Regions from separate parts of the Homo sapiens genome. Here all the other regions are linked to region 5. Evidence: chromatin contacts called from ENCODE Hi-C data. All regions are on one chromosome and are shown on one strand. The core of a region is the stretch at or near the end of the contact, and the rest is flanking DNA. Distances in the headings are between cores, read along the strand shown.

Region 1 (2,772 bases), core at 273-2,772, 7.2 Mb before region 5:
ATGGAGGCCTGTCTGGACTCCAGAAAGAAGCAATGAGAATATACCACAGGATATAGGAGTTGGCTCTGAAGCTAAGACTCTGGAAAAGAATGGGGACTGAGGCTGTCTAATTCTCAGGAAATGGTCTCTCCCTGTCCACTGTAGAGTTAAGGAAAGACTTAACTCTTTCTGAGTCTGGAAAGAATAGGATGTCCCAACCCCATGGCTGACTAGCAGTAGAGAGGAAAATTTAGTAGTGTGAAAGTGGCCATTATCACTGAATGCCAAACCAACTTTCCAGAATTTCACGTGCATTTGGGTTGGTGGGGAGAAGAGGACCTAAAAGAATGCTAGTAAGATGAACCCAACTACAGGGTGTGGAGAGGAAGAGATAAATTTTCAGGTGGCTAAAATGTTCAGTATCTTGAGACTGATGATGATTTCACAGATGTGTACACATGTCAAAACTCATCAAACACACATTTTAAATATAATATAAACTAGCTTTTTAAAAAATTCAACTGTAAGAAAGGAGAGTAAGGCCATCCTGTTTGGGATCCTAAATATAGTACTGTATAGGGCAAACCATATGACCTCCATAAAAGTAGAATTAGCAACTGAATATGGTCAATCCAATCAAAGACCCACAGTTAAGCACAGGTAAGGAGCAACAGTGGAATAAGGTTGTCCAGAAGCAAGTAGAGAGAAAACACAAGCTGTCACAGCGCAAAACCCTTCATGAGAGGGCCCATCTTCAACTATGCAGTCCAGAGAAGGAACTCGAAGGAACTGAAGTTTCTGTGATTACTCTGTTGAAGTCTGAGCCTCAAATATGACTTTCATTACCATAGTACTATTGCCTATGACACCTTCATTTTCTCGTCCTCCAGAATATGGAAAGTCCATGGGAGCAGAGGAGTCAGGTGCACAACACTTCCATCTAAGCTGCCCTACTTTGTCTAAAACTATTGCTCTCACTGGACAGGGCAGTCCATCGAAGGAGGCCTCAGAACCAACCTCTCACCTTTATCCAAGTCTCACAAGCCCTAATTCCCTCCTCCCATGCCTCGCCTTCAACTCCCTCACCAATTTGCCGCCACCCCGCAGGCTCCCACCTGCGCCTTTTACTCTCTCTCTCCTCGCGCAGGCCTTACCCCTCACTCTAGTCCCAGGGTATCCTTCACACCAGCCCTCAGTAGCCCCAGCCCTAGTAAACCGCGTTCAGGAGTCCCTTCAACTTGGCACCTCCGAAAGCACCCAGCCTCTCACAGCCCCTCATTTGTCCACTCACCTGTAAGCTCTCACCCTCCTTCCCTATCTTAGACACTCACACCCGGACCCTCACCACCTGCCAACCCCTCACAACCAGTACAGTAACCAAACCCGTCACCGTCTTTTCCCAGTCTCTCATCCCCACAAACGACTCTCCAGGCCCTCTGGCCCATGCGTACCGTTCACTCACGGAACGCCGAACCTGGCCGGGCCCGGTTGCTGCTGCGGTGTTAGGTGAGTTCAGGCCGCCGCCATCGCTTCTCAAGCGCACCAGCCGCGCCCCGCCCCGCGCCACACGCAGCCCGCGCCCCCGCGCACCACACGCAACCGCCCGGCGTCGCACGACTGGGCAATGGCGTGCCAGCTCATTGGCTGAGCCGGACCAAACCCGAGCAAGGACGCTTGTTTCCTGGCAACGGCTAAACGCAAGGGCGGGGTCGCCGACGGCTATCCGAGGGAGGAGCACCGCCTCTCCTCTTGGTTCCGTCCCTTCGTACGTAAACCCCGCCCCTCAGAAGGACTCCGGCGTGTCATAGGCGAAGGCCTCTGGGAAGGTGGAGGCCGGCAGGGCGGAGGCGGAGCCCGGGAAGGAAAGGTGGAACCAGAGGGCAGAAGGCGGGACCTAAGGAGAGGCGATTTTTACAGGCAGGGAAAGATCAGAAGGGCGGGGCTTGGGAGAGATGGAGCCGGAAGAAAGACGAGCGAGAAAGGGGTGGGGCCATGGATTCCAGGAGACGCTTGGAGTGGAAGAGTGGGTGTGGAGGGGCGAGGCTATCACGAAAAGAGAGGAGGAATCAGTAGGTGGGCCGGGCCTGCGGAAAAGTGGAGCCCTAGAGAGGGCTGACTGCGGGCACTCTAGTTCATTTTGCTCCATCGTCGTGCATAGCTTGGTCTCTACTTTAGTACCCCAGCGGTGACTGCCCCTGGCTCCCCCAACACCGCTGTGCTGTGCTGCTCCGTCACCCCTTGAGCACTTAGTCAAGGAACACGGAATAAGTGCCTGCATGCCCAGCTGGATTCCGGATCAATTAGAACCGGCCTCTGCTCTCCAGGACCTCAGAGAATTGCAGCGTAGTGTAATAAGTACATTACTACGGGGGCCACCTAGGAGCAGCACTTAGCATGATTTGCATGTATAGAGGATGAGAGGAAGGTACGGTGAAGGAGCTTAGGGAAGACTTCCGGGAGGTGACGGTGTCTAAGCCGAGTCTTGGGAAACAAGCAAGAGTAAGATAAACTAAAATAGAAAAATAGAAGTTTCAGATAAGGCATGTAGTTTTAAAAGTACTTTACCGGCTGGGCGCGGTGGCTCACGCCTGTAATCCCAGCACTTTGAGAGGCCGAGGCGGGCGGATCACGAGGTCAAGAGTTCGAGACCAGCCTGACCAACATAGTGAAACCCCGTCCCTACTACAAATACAAAAATTAACTGGGCGTAGTGGCGCGCGCCTGTAATCCCAGCTGCTTGGGAGGCTGGGGCAGGAGAATCGCTTGAACCCGGGAGGCGGAGGTTGCAGTTAG
Region 2 (2,925 bases), core at 156-2,655, 6.9 Mb after region 5:
ACAATCTCCTAAAATCATGGAACAGAACCTTTAGGTTCTGTACATTTTATTGTATATTAATTATGCCACAATTTTAAACAAAGGGGAAGAATAGACAGGGTACAATGAATAATTTCTGTGACAGATTTGATAAATGAATTACTAGGACAGTGTTTGCTGACAAGGTTTAACATTGCATTCTTGTAGAAAACCTTTAGGAACTCAAAGGGAAGAGTCCAGGCACTGTGACAGGCCAGTGGGGAATGAACCACACTGCTCTATATTAATCAAGCTTTTTTATTGCAAACAACAGAATATATCTGGTAAGCTTATACAGCACAGGAATTTATCAGAAGAATAACAGGAAGTACTGTATTCACAACAGTCTCTGAAAACAGGCAGGAATTTAAGACAAGATCAGACCATCAGATGGCTGGTGGATCATATGATGCCATAATCCTATACCCTTGCCCCAACCAACCCACATATATCTCAGGCCTTCACTGCATCTTTTCATTACTCCTCCAAAACTGAAAACCTATGCGTGAGCCTCTGGCTTGCTGAGCCTAGGCAAAGCCTACATATAATAACTCCCATGGAGATGGAAGAGGCAATGTGTTTCATTGGCTTCTAGATGGGAGGTGGGGCCCCCAAATGACCAATGTTCCCAACAAAACCTGAACAATCTGAAATTATTCAGATTTCTGCTTGTCATTCTAACCTCTGTTCAGGACTTCCAAGATCCAGGACAGGCCCAGTGTAGATACCTGTGTCCCAAACCACTGATCTGGGCTAGGAAGACTGAATCACAGGTGTGGAAGGTCACCCGGGTTCAACCATCTAGGTGATGAATTAGGCCAGGACCTGGGCAGGTAGACCATTTATTCTGGGGAGATATGATGCGAGCTTGAATTACATGGGAGAAATATTTGTAAGGCAGATGGGATAACAGGACTTGATAAGTCTGTAGTGTGGAAAGGCTAGAAAAGAAAGGAATCAAAGGAATCCTGATTTCTGACTTGACAGGGTAGAAGGAGGTGTGTGTGTGTGTGCGTGTGTGTGTGTATGTTTATGTAGGGACAGTGACACCCAAGAGAGGCTAGGAATAGGTTTGTTTTATTCCTGTTTGGGGTGGTTGGGTAGGCAGGGTTAAGTTTTTGACTTGGTGAATTTGAGATGATGGCCAATATACAATTGACATTCCAGCTGGGGGGACCATTGAAGATCAAGTCTGGCAAGTCTACTAGCTGGCGCCTGGGTGAGCTGAGCCCAGCAGGTGAGGGAAAACGCGGGAAGAGGGTCTTGCAGATTCCAAACTTAGGAAGGGTCGCGGCTCCGCGCACGTGCTCTCGGGGTCACCTTCCCCGCGCCTGTGAGGGTGCCAGGAGTTCGTCTCCAGGTCCCGCCCCTGTGGGCGGGGCGAGGCAGCGTCGCCGCGAGGCCACCCGGAAGACCAAGCCGGGTAGGCGCTGTCTCCGTCGCCTCCAACCCCCCCGGTCCGACCAGGGAAGGTGGGATGCTCTGATGGCCGGGCCTGCGGCGCTGAGCGCGGCGGCGGCGGCTGCTCTGGCGGCCGCCCTGCTCCTGCTGCGTCGTGAGGACCCGGGGCCGGGGGCTGGCCCCAGGTAACCCCTCCGCGTATGGGACCGAGCTGGGCCAGGTCTCCTGGCCGGGCCGGGGATACCGTGGGGTATGCCCAGTGATGCCAGCAGCTTGTGGCACCTGGGCGCACCCTCCAGCTCGGGCCCCTTCCGATGGGTCTGCTGGCTCAGGTGCGGGCGATGGCCGGGGAGCCGCGCCCCGCACGTGACTCAGCACTTTCCCCAGAGCCCGGACTGCGGAGAACAATATCCTCCTCCCTAACAGATAAACAGCCCTTGTTCCTCGGGATAAGGACTGGCAGTCCCCTGACACCCTAAGACCGGCATCTGTCGATGTTATTTCCCCAGCATGGCCGAAACAGAAGCCCTGTCGAAGCTTCGGGAAGACTTCAGGATGCAGAATAAATCCGTCTTTATTTTGGGCGCCAGCGGAGAAACCGGCAGAGTGCTCTTAAAGGAAATCCTGGAGCAGGGCCTGTTTTCCAAAGTCACGCTCATTGGCCGGAGGAAGCTCACCTTCGACGAGGAAGCTTATAAAAATGTGGTGGGTATTTCAGCTGGGACTCAAATGGACCCCCAGGATTCTGCGAGGTGAACATATTTCATGCCTAAAGGCTGAATACTGCCCTGCCAGTGGTGGGGGTAGTGAGAGGCCATCAAAACTTGGCCAAGATTGGTCTGTGAGAGTCCCTCCCAGAAGTCTGACTCCTGGATTGTAGCCCAGGTGTGCCTCCCTCCCGCTCATTGTGTGGTCTTGGGCAAAGCCCTTCTCTCCATCTGCAACCCTATAAAGCTGGGTCTGGGTTGTAATGGGGGTGGGGGCTGGTGAGACAGAAGAGCACTGTTTTCAGGGTCATACAAGCTGTATTCTAGAGGCAGCCCTGGTGACCTTGAGAATTTTCTCAGCCACTTTGCTGATTTTGTCAACCTGCGCACTTCACACTAATATTGTCAGGGATTCTGAAACTGCTTTGCAGAGTGAGATAGGTCTATGGCAGTGAAAGGTGGGATTATTCACTTACAAGAATTTGCCCTGCCTGACTTCCCAGGCTTGTGTCTGTAAATCGGATATTCCCTTCACTCTAAGTTAAAGGTTTTTTTTTTTTTTTTTCTGAGACGGAGTCTCACTCTGTCCCCCAGGCTGGAGTGCAGTGGCACGATCTCGGCTCAGTGCAACCTCTGCCTTTCAGGTTCAAGCGATTCTTCTGCCTCAGCCTCCCGAGTAACTGGAACTACAGGCGTGCGTCACCACTCCTGGCTAACTTTTGTATTTTTAGTAGAGACGAGACAAGGTTTCACCATGTTGGCCAGGCTGGTCTCGAACTCTTGACCTCAGATGATGCTC
Region 3 (2,744 bases), core at 1-2,500, 6.8 Mb before region 5:
ACACGATGGTGAGTCACTGTTTCCTGCCATGCACACTAGTGTCACACTGCCCCGTCCCCAGCCTCTGCAGTTCACAAGCACACACTCCCCCTGCTGTGAAGGGCTTTAACCAGGAGAAGGAACCAATCCATTTTGACTGTTGGAGAGACTGTTTTGAAGCAGAGTGGGGGAGTACAGTGAGGGGTGGGGTGGAGGGAGGAGACTGCAGATCAGCTGGGGAGCTGGGCAGTAGTCCAGGAGTGGGAATAAATAACGGAGTTGGTCGTAACAAAAGACGGCAAGAAGGAGATTAATCCAAAGGCTCTTTGGGAGTTAGAACTGGCAGCCTTAGTATGTGAACAAAAGAGGAAATTAGAATGGATTTGAGGGTAGGGGAAGGAACGTAAGTTGTACTAGATGCCTGGTAGCTAGTAAGTAGCAGAGTCAGAATTTGAGTTCGTATTTGATCATAAAGCCTGTATACTGAACCACATCCCCTTTTAGGTTTCTAGCCTGAGGAACACAAGTGTCTTGGCAGGCTCTGACATGATCGCCATCCCATGCCCAACCCAGCCCTGTGTCCCTCCACCGCATCCCACATCCTGTCCTCAGTCCCAAAAGGCACCGTATTGAGGAGAGCTGGGATCCGACACAGCCTGCACCAGCTCCGAGAGTCTTTCCACATTCTGCTGTCTCAGGGCAAAGGTGAGACTCAGCTCTTCCTCAGGGTCCGCACGGCCCAGGGACACCCAGCCTGGGGGCAGCCTGTAGGGTCAGGGGTCAGGGACATGGCTTTGGTTAGGGTGGAGATGGAAAATATTGGTCATGGAAGGTTCCAGATTAGGAGCTGAGACCTTGGGGAGGATCCTAGGAGCAGATACAGATCACATGAGGTGAATGATAGGGGACTGAGGCTAGGAACATAGAGATGAAGCTATGGAGTGCGTACTAGGAGCTGGCACGGGGGTGAGAGAAGCTAGGACCAGGACAGTGGGAGGCAGAACAGGGTATGGGGAAGGGGGCAGTCTGTGCTAAGTCAACTCACGTCCTCCGCTGGTCGGGCTCCGGGCTGTAACTGCATTTGCCAGAGAGGATGAGGGCAAAGAGCCCTAGGAGGCTGTAGGGGCAGCAGGTGGGTTTCAGTGGGAGCTACGTTGTCCTTGTGTTCCCACCCTCCCAATGTGTGCTCCCTCCAACGTGATCCCTTTCTCCCGAGCCCTCTCAATTTCTCACCAGGCTTGGAGTCCCATTCTGCCCTTCCGCGGATCTGCTGTCATGTGACGGATCACATGAGCTCTATATTCCACCACCACTACCCCTCTGCCTAGTAACTAGTGACGGTACTGGCTCCTCCCTTGCATGGGTGGTCCCAAATGCTAGGCAAGGGTGGGGCCGCCACCCGGATTCTCCCCTCTGGCCAGTCAAGCACTGAGTAAGCCCAGGGCTCCCCACCTGCGTCCTGAGCCTGGTCCCCTGGGAATCACCACAAGTGAGTGGGCTGTAGAGACCCACAGACTGGGGTTCTTCCTAGCTGTATGACATCAGCAAAATAACCTCTCAGAGCCTAGGTTTCTGCATTTACAATATGGAGACTTATATAAAAGTGATCTGCCTCGAAAGATTGCAGTGAAAAAATTTTTTTCCTCTTTTATCCTTTATGTCCCCATATTATCAATTTTGTCTTCATTTTACGACTACATTTATGAACAGAGTAAAGCTTTTGCAAGACCAGGATCCTTTTATTCAAATCAGTTTCCAGTTTTAAGTAGCTTCCCAGGAGATCTACAATCAGCTGGGGTCCTGTTTATTATGGGTTCCCAAGGTTTTCAAGGAAATCAACTTTGTTCTAAGGGCCATGGAGGAATCTTGCATCTTGTTTAGTGGGCTCAGGTGGATAAAATGGAAACGGACCTTTGCTTCTTCTAATGGTAACTCAAAGCCCACAAGGAGGTCTGAGTTTACTACTTCCAACTGGGGTCATTACAAGAGGATTTTCAATGAGAGTTAAAACCCTGAGGATTCAATTCCCTTCCAGTCTTCCTTTTTTTCCCCCCAAAAATCCATATGGAAGATGGTGTCAGCAGTGTCATTTTAACTTCCAAAACCATTAATCCAATACTCATGTGAAATCCCTTGTTCTGACCTCAATACTTTTTAGATAGATCCCTCTACTCCTGCTGTTGTCCTACAGGCCACTGGCTTCCATTAACCTATAGATTATATTCCCACACTGAAGATTATGGCACTTCACCTTTCTGTCCATCCCAACTCCTGCGATCATTTGACCTAGATGATCAAAATATCTAGGTAAAAGACCCATTCAACACCCTAACCTTCCATTTCTTCATCTCATTAAACCCAGTGAGCATTACCTTCACTTCACTTAAGCAAACCAGTCCCATGGCTGCATTGGGCTTGCTATCTCTCAAAACTGCTCTACCTTTGAAATTATAATTATAGAATGCTTTCTTAGACTATAACCTTCTGTTTTTTCAAGCCATTGTTTTTCCTCACTCCTATTAATCTGACTTCTCTCTGTCCATTGATCCCTCCAGTTTCCCACTAAGCGTGGATCCTAGAGCTGTATTTACTAGCATCATGCTCAGAAACATTTCCCTTTGACCACAACTTTTTTTTTTTTTTCTAATTTCCTCAATCTCATGAACTTCTCAAACACTGGCCAATTGCCTTTCCCTCACAGCCTGGCTCCCCAAAGAACAGGCAACACCAGTGGTTCCCAAATCCCTTTGTATGACTGTGAAAAT
Region 4 (2,805 bases), core at 70-2,569, 7.0 Mb before region 5:
GCACAGAATCAAAATGATACGTAAAAAGAATGAAGGGAGTCAGATAAGTCAGGGGAAGGCTACTGGAATGGAGGGTGAGAACCTAGGATTTATAAATTGGATTCCTAAATTGAAACAATTAGAAGAATCAAACAGAAGCACCTGCTCCAGCCCATCATCTTCAGGAAGCTGCCTGGCTTCGCCGTTCCCGTGGATAGGGATCTCCATTGTGGCTGCCTTCCCTAGGATCCCGTCCGTCATGGCTAGGAAAGGTATTGGAGTAAAACTCTCCACCCCAGCACCCTGCAAAGCCCAACACAGAAGTTCTGGACACTGGCCAGCACTCTAGAAGAAGGAGGCCTCCTCTGTCATTTCTTTAAAGGCTGTCCCAGGGTTTGAGTGTCCCAGCGTTTGGCCATCATTCCTTTCTTCAGATATATGTATTTCTCCCCTCCAAAACGCACATTTGAAACAGGCACACCAAAGCACGGTGTCTTCTCACAAGCCCCCAACCTCACCAGGACTCTGGTGATTATTTCTACACTCATTCAGCAGACATTTAGTGAGTGCCTACTATGTGTCAGGCACTATTTGTGACAATGAAAATACAACAGTGAAGAGGGAAAGTCTGCTCTCTTAGAACTTATCTCCATGCAGGCGTGTTTATGCTGAGGAGATGAACCCTTTCCAGGGCTCAGGTCTTCACCCCCCTATTCAGGTTTGTTCTCCATTGCTTGGCCTTTCACATTCCTTTAGCGTTTCTTCCCCCTTCCTTCAGGGGGTCTCCCCTCCTCCGTCTCATACACCTCGTCTTCCTCGGGCCCTCCCCACCAGGCCTTAGTTAGATCAGTGGGTGTATGTTCCCAGTCTCTGGTAAAAGCCTCTCTCTCCCAGGATATCGGTGACCCTTCCACAGTCAGTTATGTCTCCCAGGTGTGTGAGTCCCCGCCCCCACCCCCATACACCTGGACATCAGGTGTGTCCTCATCCTTCCCCGGGGCTCGGGGCATCTTGCCCTCTGGACAGGTTTGTGCGTTCAACTTCCCGTCGCCCAAGCATGTTCCTCTCACCTCGGGCCGGGCCGCTCTTCCCCTCAGGGCGCCAGGCCCGGGCCGCGCGGGGACCTCGGGCTCCAGTTCCCGTCGCGATCCTAGCAGCAGGTCAGGGACTCGGCGGAAATGACGTCCTCTCCGGGCAGAAGAAGCCGGCCACGTCGCAGATTATAAGGGCGGAGCTGACGTCGCAGCCAGGGCAGGGCGATACTCGAGCTAGCTCTCGAGATCAGCGAGAGGTTACTTCCGGGGCGGCACCGAGAAGCTGAAACGGAAGTGGCGTACGGCATGCGCCGGTGGCGTGATGGAGCGGCAGCAGCAGCAGCAACAGCAACTGCGAAACGTAAGTGAGAACTAAGTCGTTTCGAGGCCAGACGTTCAGCTCGCATTCCTGCACACATCGCGGGAACCCCACAGGGCCAGGGATTTGAGGGCTGGAAACTTCGGGCTATGGCGCGCGGGCCTGGGAAACTTTGGGCGGCGCGACCTTGACTAGAAGTGTGGGGCCCTTATCGCTGAGTTTGTGGTCCCCCTTTTCTCTCAGCTGCGTGACTTCCTGTTGGTCTACAATCGGATGACAGAACTCTGCTTCCAGCGCTGTGTGCCCAGCTTGCACCACCGAGCTCTGGACGCTGAGGAGGTGGGGAACTGTGTAGGGAGGTTACGCTGCAAGAAGAGTTTAGCGGTAGACTGCTTCCCTCCTCACCCCACTTCCCGTACCTCTGGCCCTGGCCTTCCCACGACCCTCACCCCTAGGCTGGGCATGGGGAAGAAAGGAGGCGGACCCGACAGGGCACCTTTATCCTCCACTTAAACCCTATCTTCCTTCTAGGAGGCCTGTCTGCACAGCTGTGCTGGGAAGCTGATCCATTCCAACCACCGCCTCATGGCCGCTTACGTGCAGCTCATGCCTGCCCTGGTACAGCGCCGCATCGCAGACTACGAGGCTGCCTCGGCTGTGCCAGGCGTTGCTGCTGAACAGCCTGGGGTCTCTCCATCAGGCAGCTAGCCATACCCAACCCCAGGAAGGAAGGCCTTGGATGGACCCTCAGATTGAAGGACCCGGTGGACCTTGGGGTTGGTGAATCCTAAACAGAGAGAATTCGAGGTTGCCTGAAAGCTGGGTGTCCTTGCTCCTTTTCCTGGAGCCAATATACCCAGTTTTTACTCAGTTTGATTTATATTCTGGGCAAGGAAGCTTTGCCTACTTTATTGGCACAATCCGTTGTTCTGTCGTTTAGTGCATATCTGCTGGCTTCAGCCCTGGCAGCTGAGAAATTGTTTTCTATATGTAGAAGGAAAACCTGAGCATTTGCAGGCATCTGGTTAAAGCAGGGTCTGTGTGTACAATTTTAAAACGGGTAATATGTCATGCTCTTAGTTCATCTTCACAACAAAACTATGAGTAAGCGGTATTAGCCTCACTTAACAGATGAGGAAGCAAGATTCCAGAAAGTACCAGAAGGTCATTTTATACAACAGGAGATTGGTTCCTGCCCAGATGACAGAAAATGGGAGCTCTGTCTAGTTGTCCTTAAGTCTGACTGACTTCAGTGGCTCATAACCGTGAGCCAAGTATTTGTTGGTTCATAACTGTTGTTTTGTGAACTATGTCTTACATGTCTAGAGTTCTGCTGGATCTAGGGAAAGGAGGAGCTATCGAAGTACAACGGATCAAAAAACCACAGGGCTTTTGGGCACTGCCTCCTTGGGAAGTTAGTGGCCACAGAAGAGAGATGAAACCTGTAAGAAGTCTGGAGTCTTTTGGAACTTC
Region 5 (2,954 bases), core at 46-2,545:
ACACTTTTTTTTTTTTTTTTTTTACCAGTCTTGGTCCACTTTCAAATCCCTTCCCAAGTATTTTCTACTGCTTTCCGCTTTATATTCAAATGACAACTGCAGTCCTGGGTTTCAGGACTGAACTTCAATCCTGGACAGGCTCTCTAATACAGAAACTCTTTTGGCCGTTATGGCTGCATTCTTTATTATATCTCTTATTCCGATTTCCACAGTCTCTTTCATTGAAAATTTATCCCTAACCCCCTCTCTAAAAGATTTTGATCAAATTTGTGTAGTTGGGGGGTTGGGAGGATAGGGGCGGGAAGGAACTCAGTTGTCCAAATACAATTAATATCCTGTGCTGTTTCATTTAGATTGCTAATTTAAATAAAAAGCATGAAAACTCTGCAAGATAATAAATCTTCGTAAAATAATCTTGTTTACTAAGTGCACAAAGCCACAAGCAAGTGAAGCTCTATCTTTCAGCATGTCTGGACTAGTGACTTTTCATCATGGACTCAGAATACTGAGAAAGGAGAAGCAGGAAATCTGTGAGGCCCAGGGACAGTCACACTGGCCCACACTAACAAATTACTAACCGATGTCTCACCTTCCCCCGCCCCATTCCCAAAGATAAGGGTGTCAGGGCACCTGCATCTGAAGAAGAAAGACATCAGAACCTTTTCCGTGCAAGTTTTAAGAAAACAAAGCTTTACCACACGTAAAATGGTTACAACATAAAACCACGCAGCACGTTAGTGGGGTCTCACTCCTCTTCACCCAGAGGGAGGCTGCCCACCACCTTATCCCCTATTGTGATGCGCCTTCCTCAGGATGTCGCTGCGTTCGTCTGAGATGACAGGAAAGGGGCGGGGCACGGGGTTCCTCTGCCCTGGAAAGGGATGAGGGTATCGCCTTCATCCCCGGAGAAAGGCCCCCGGACTCCCAACCCAAAAGCAGCAGCCGCAAAACTCAAGTCTTATCCCGGCCTCTCCTAATTGGGTGCTCGTGGCCGGAGCCCAAAACGCCACCCACGGTACCCGAGCAGGGTCCGGCCGCCCAGACCACCGCCGCAGCAGCCTGGCTCTCACGCCCAGATTCGCCCTCCGCCCCTTTCCTCTTTCGCCCCGGCCAAGCCCAGCCTCCCGCGCCGCCCCCGCCGAGTTCCCCAGCTGAGTCCACTCACTCTCGAACCTGTAGTCCCCCTTCAGTGCCCACACAAGATTGGGGCAAAGGCCGGGGCCAGTGACACCTCCACTTCCTCCTCAGCCAGATCCCTCCGGAGGTGGCTGTGGAGGAAGCCACTGAGGCGGCTGCGCGTAGCGGAGCCGCCCCGGCAGGTTGCAGGCCGGCTCCTCAGCCTCTTACCGCGAGAGCTCACAATGCGAAGAGGCGAGGCCAGCAGCGTTCTCGCGAGAACGGTGCTCTCCGCCCAGGGGTGGGCGGGGCACCGAAGGAGAAGGCAGTTGAGGGCGCGGCGGCCACGGGTGGGATCTCAGGCGCGTGGAGAGGAAGGCGCCGCGCGACCTCTCCTCACAGACATCAGCTCGGGTCAACCGCGGGCCTCGAGCCCGAGTGGCTGAGGGCTGTTACCTTCAAACCTTTGAATCCCACGTTTTCCCCTTGACTTCCTGTCACCGTTAGAGAAAAGTGGACAGCGTCTCGGTCACAGAGTTGGAGAAATAGTGCAGGGACTCTTCAGGGAGAGCGTTTTCCTCATCAAAGCAAACTGCAAAATCGCTTCTGCCGGCGTGGACCTGATGAGAGTCGGTCGTCGTGAGGGACACCCTCTGTTCCCTAACGTCCCCCGCTGCTTATTTTTAAACGCTCGGTTGGCGGGAACCCCTGTGCCAGCTGAAACTCCTTCAGTTTGGCCGCCTAGGAAACACCGAGAGTCACCTACATGGGCTGGCTGGGCAATAAAAACGGGAAAAAATGTAAAAGACACAGTCTCCGCCTTCGAAGCTTACACCCCCGGGGCAAGACCTACAGGAAAATAGATAATCCCATTATTCTCTGATAAAAGCCGAGCTGCTTGCCATGAGCTCTGGGAGCAGACGGGGAGGCCTTGTTGAGAAAGCCTTCACCTGGGAGTGACAATTGCGCTGAATCTTAAGCATAAGTAAGTTCTCCAGTTTAGGGAAGAGAGGGAAGGGCATTGCAAGGAGAGGAAGCAAAGAGGAAGAGGACCTGGTTTGAGTAATTGGGTATGAAAACAGATATTGCAGCAAGAACTTTGTTGAAAAACCTTTAACCACTGTTTAGTTCGGATGAGAACATTCCCAGGCTCCTACGTGTGATACGCAAAGTATTTTCCAAATCAGTGTTTATGCTAAGAAGATGAGCAGTTGAGCTGGACAATTATAAGATAACTTCATCTTTCTCCTGTAAGGACACTTAAATATCAGAAACCTAAGAGAAACGGGTTATTGTCGTAATTCACTAAGTTATTATAGCCAACATTTTGCTAAATTGGAAATTGCCAATAATTTCAAGTTGTCTACATAAGAGCAATCTAATAGGAATTTTGTGATACAGTTTCTCAGAGAAACTCTGAGAAAATTCTCAGGCAAAAAACAAAAACGTCATCAGTCCTGATTTATTATCAAAATTTTCTCCTATAAGCTCTGCTCAGAAGAAGTCATTCTGTAGTCCAAGTTAGGGCTAATGAGGAGCCATACTCTTACATCAAAATAGAAGCTGTCCTTTTCTAAAGAAAGACTCTGGTATTTTGCTGTAGTTTCCACTCACCTTCCTTTGGACACATTATTTTCATATTACATATAAAAATATGTATACTATATGAAAAATACTATGTATACTATAGTTTTATTTGGCTTACCATACTCTCCCTACGAATAAGCCCAACACTTAGGAGGAAAACAAAAAAGTTATTCTAACCCTGCTGATACGGTTTGGATCTATGTCCCCACCTGACCTCTCATGTGGAATTGTAATCCCCAGTGTTGGAGGTC
Region 6 (2,866 bases), core at 83-2,582, 5.5 Mb before region 5:
GAAAGAAAGAATGCATGTCTACACAGAGCATTTACAGGGGAGCAGCGTCATGTGAATTCTAATAATGGAAGATTTCTCCAAGGAGAAATCAACTCTTGGGCACAGAATCAGGGATAAGAAGTTCAACCTCACCTATCCACTTGCCAGCTGGACACTAGGACTTGACCTAATTAAGGGAGTTGACAGTTTTTTTGGTGTTTTGTTTTGTCTTTACAAGCAGATGTTATCACCCCATTATACCAAGAAGGAAATTGAGGCTCAGAAAAAACTTGTAGATTGCCCCAAGTTACACAGTGGGTTATGGTCAGAGCTCCCTCCATCACATAGTGATAATAGCTATGACTTAATAACTACTGTATATCAGGCATGTGCTAAGAGCTTTACAAGGCAATACCTCATATAATCCTCTCCTAAAGTACAGACTAGTTTATACACCTTATTACAACTCCACTTGAATGTGTAATGGACATCTCAAAGGTGACACATTCAGAAATGAAATCAGGATCTTTTCCCCAAAACCTGCTCTACCTACAGCTTTTGCTATCTCAATTGATGGTGACTTCATCCTACTAATCGCTCAGTACAAAAAAAAAAAAAAAAAATTGCAGTCCTCCTTGACTCCTCTCTTTCACACCTCATATACAATTTCTCAGGAAACCCTATTGAAACTACCTTCAAAATATATCCATAATCTTCCCACTTCTCAGAACTTCTACTGCTACCAGCCTGGTCCCAGCCACCATCATCTCTCACTTAGATTACCTAGTGGCCTCCCAGCAGGTCTCCCTGCTTTTCCCTCTCTCGCCTCCCTCTCCTCACCTCCCCTCACCCTCCAGTCTCTTCTCAAAGCAGCAGGAGAAATCCAGCTAAGTTCTCCTTCTCGCCCATTGCAGCCTCGAGCTTCTGGGCTCAAACGATCCTTCCGCCTCGGTCTCCCGAAGTGCTGAGATTACAGGCGTGAGCCACCGCGCCTGGCCTTAAAATCCTTTTTAAAGGCACTTTGACATCCATTATCTCATTTAAGTCTAAAACACGAATTTCGACCTCCGCGCTGCTTTCTGGTTCCACCTGGCGGCAGCTGCACAAAGTGTTTCTCTTCGAACGCCGTCCCAAGTTTTACCCGGAACTACTTAGCCCAGGGTTTCCTGAGTGCTCCTCGGGCCAAAAGCAGAGCGCACAAATTCCAGAAGAAATTACCAACGGCGGGACTATTTCAGTGCTCCGAGAAGTATCACCAGTAACCAATCAGCAAAAAGCTCTAGCTCACGTGGTGTATATTCAGCCTATCAAGCTCCTGATATTCATGAATGCTGTCATTTCCGCTTCCGCCTCCTTCTTTCTCGACAAGATGGCCACACCGGCGGTACCAGTAAGTGCTCCTCCGGCCACGCCAACCCCAGTCCCGGCGGCGGCCCCAGCCTCAGTTCCAGCGCCAACGCCAGCACCGGCTGCGGCTCCGGTTCCCGCTGCGGCTCCAGCCTCATCCTCAGACCCTGCGGCAGCAGCGGCTGCAACTGCGGCTCCTGGCCAGACCCCGGCCTCAGCGCAAGCTCCAGCGCAGACCCCAGCGCCCGCTCTGCCTGGTCCTGCTCTTCCAGGGCCCTTCCCCGGCGGCCGCGTGGTCAGGCTGCACCCAGTCATTTTGGCCTCCATTGTGGACAGCTACGAGAGACGCAACGAGGGTGCTGCCCGAGTTATCGGGACCCTGTTGGGTGAGTGGTCAGAGAAAGTTAACATTCTTTTCTTCCTCCCACTTCTCATTTATCTCACTCCCCTAACTCATTAATTCTTTAATTCCTGGTGTCCTACCGTCCTTTCCTCCCATCCCCAATGACCTCTTAATCTATATCTGCATCCTACCTTTTGCTGTGACTTATCTTCTCAAGCACTTGCATCTCTCCTCTCTCTCCTGCCGGATTGCTGTCACTTTAAGCGACATAAAATACACAAGGAGTAGTTGTGTCATTTACTGAATATTTTATGCCAGTGGTTTACATTTATGCCAGTGGTTTACATTTTACATAAACAGCAGTTTATGGCAAGTATGATGGGCTGCATCTACCAAAAATGAGTTCACACGCCGAGTGGGAAGTCAGGAACCCTTGACTCCCTATACCAGTGACCACATATTTCTCCCTTATCCACTGACTAAATGTCATCGTTTTCCAGGTATTGACAAAGTTTTCTAACCAGTTGTCAAAGGAGTGGGGACGTTTGTAAAAAAACATTCCTCCCAACAAGTAAACCGGTTTGGTTGGAACCCGCTTGGGATTTTATAGTGTTCTGCTGTCCTAAACGTCTGAGCCTGATCTGTGTCCCTCAGTGTCCCCTAATATTAGTACCTAATGTGAGAAACCCTGTTCCCCCATTTTGCATTTGGACGCAAACAGTTGTATTATCTGTTTATATTTCTGCCCTTAACCTTCAGGTCGAAAAATGACCCATTCTCTGCCTGTGTTCCAAATTTGGGGAATAGATATTTTATGTTAAAGTAGTTTGTAAAATGGAAAAGCACTAAAGAGGGATTGTTGATAATAAATTCCTTTCTGGAGACTATGCTGGTCCCATGAAATTCGTTTCCATTCCATCTTAGTGCCAGATTTTAAATAGCTTTGTGAATCCACTTTATTTACAAGCATTCTTTCTCTTTCATACTCTTGAACATCTACTAGTTCTTACACCATAGAAGACAGTTGGTATATTGCAAAGCAGACAAGATTTGTAAGCAGACCTCACAAAACATTTGCCATGTGACTTGGGGCAGATTACCTAAAATCTGTTCTGTCAGGAGCTACTTTAGACTTAGTCTTTGTGAGAGCTAAATTAAAAACTTCTGACTATGCTGGCACACATTAGGTACAGCTGT

Evidence for each region. Hi-C counts contacts between places; a loop is a spot of excess contacts on that map. Pooled maps may share reads with other maps.
Region 1: a loop to region 5 is called in a map of CD4-positive, alpha-beta T cell, with 8 times the contacts of the local background. The contact joins the promoter of FHIP1B here to the promoter of BTBD10 in region 5. A Hi-C loop is called at or near these places in 4 of 168 maps with a recorded cell type or tissue (CD4-positive, alpha-beta T cell, CD4-positive, alpha-beta memory T cell, CD8-positive, alpha-beta T cell and 1 more), 1 of 37 single-sample maps with no recorded cell type and 7 of 50 pooled maps.
Region 2: a loop to region 5 is called in a pooled map, with 9 times the contacts of the local background. The contact joins the promoter of HTATIP2 here to the promoter of BTBD10 in region 5. A Hi-C loop is called at or near these places in 3 of 50 pooled maps.
Region 3: a loop to region 5 is called in a pooled map, with 10 times the contacts of the local background. The contact joins the promoter of TPP1 here to the promoter of BTBD10 in region 5. A Hi-C loop is called at or near these places in 2 of 50 pooled maps.
Region 4: a pooled map shows a loop between it and region 5 (16-fold over the local background). The contact joins the promoter of TIMM10B here to the promoter of BTBD10 in region 5. A Hi-C loop is called at or near these places in 5 of 50 pooled maps.
Region 6: a loop to region 5 is called in a map of CD8-positive, alpha-beta T cell, with 12 times the contacts of the local background. The contact joins the promoter of EIF3F here to the promoter of BTBD10 in region 5. A Hi-C loop is called at or near these places in 3 of 168 maps with a recorded cell type or tissue (CD4-positive, alpha-beta T cell, CD8-positive, alpha-beta T cell and naive thymus-derived CD4-positive, alpha-beta T cell), 1 of 37 single-sample maps with no recorded cell type and 10 of 50 pooled maps.

What each region holds. Positions count from the first base shown.
Region 1 is chr11:6,233,114-6,235,885 of GRCh38, forward strand. It overlaps FHIP1B (FHF complex subunit HOOK interacting protein 1B), which reads right to left and starts at 1,523. Exons shown (of 12, transcript NM_001098794.2): 1 at 1,431-1,523. It also overlaps a transcript of CNGA4 not described here. RefSeq lists silencers at 1,198-1,247, 1,428-1,727 and enhancers at 1,770-2,460, 1,858-1,937.
Region 2 is chr11:20,362,309-20,365,233 of GRCh38, forward strand. HTATIP2 (HIV-1 Tat interactive protein 2) reads left to right here and starts at 1,406. Exons shown (of 5, transcript NM_001098522.2): 1 at 1,406-2,124. The coding sequence starts at 1,930. RefSeq lists silencers at 1,407-1,826, 1,613-1,755.
Region 3 is chr11:6,618,172-6,620,915 of GRCh38, forward strand. It overlaps TPP1 (tripeptidyl peptidase 1), which reads right to left and starts at 1,251. Exons shown (of 13, transcript NM_000391.4): 1 at 1,213-1,251; 2 at 1,025-1,096; 3 at 605-744. The coding sequence starts at 1,229. RefSeq lists a silencer at 972-1,021 and an enhancer at 1,572-1,621.
Region 4 is chr11:6,480,182-6,482,986 of GRCh38, forward strand. TIMM10B (translocase of inner mitochondrial membrane 10B) reads left to right here and starts at 1,320. Exons shown (of 3, transcript NM_012192.4): 1 at 1,320-1,374; 2 at 1,576-1,671; 3 at 1,864-2,805. The coding sequence starts at 1,336. The coding sequence ends at 2,040. It overlaps ARFIP2 (ARF interacting protein 2), which reads right to left and starts at 1,150. Exons shown (of 8, transcript NM_001376558.2): 1 at 1,050-1,150; 2 at 142-282. The coding sequence starts at 240. RefSeq lists enhancers at 743-1,942, 779-898, 1,379-1,428.
Region 5 is chr11:13,461,927-13,464,880 of GRCh38, forward strand. BTBD10 (BTB domain containing 10) reads right to left here and starts at 1,296. Exons shown (of 9, transcript NM_032320.7): 1 at 1,166-1,296. RefSeq lists an enhancer at 1,476-1,665.
Region 6 is chr11:7,986,005-7,988,870 of GRCh38, forward strand. It overlaps EIF3F (eukaryotic translation initiation factor 3 subunit F), which reads left to right and starts at 1,333. Exons shown (of 8, transcript NM_003754.3): 1 at 1,333-1,712. The coding sequence starts at 1,349. RefSeq lists enhancers at 968-1,147, 1,031-1,570, 1,571-2,109, 1,578-1,627.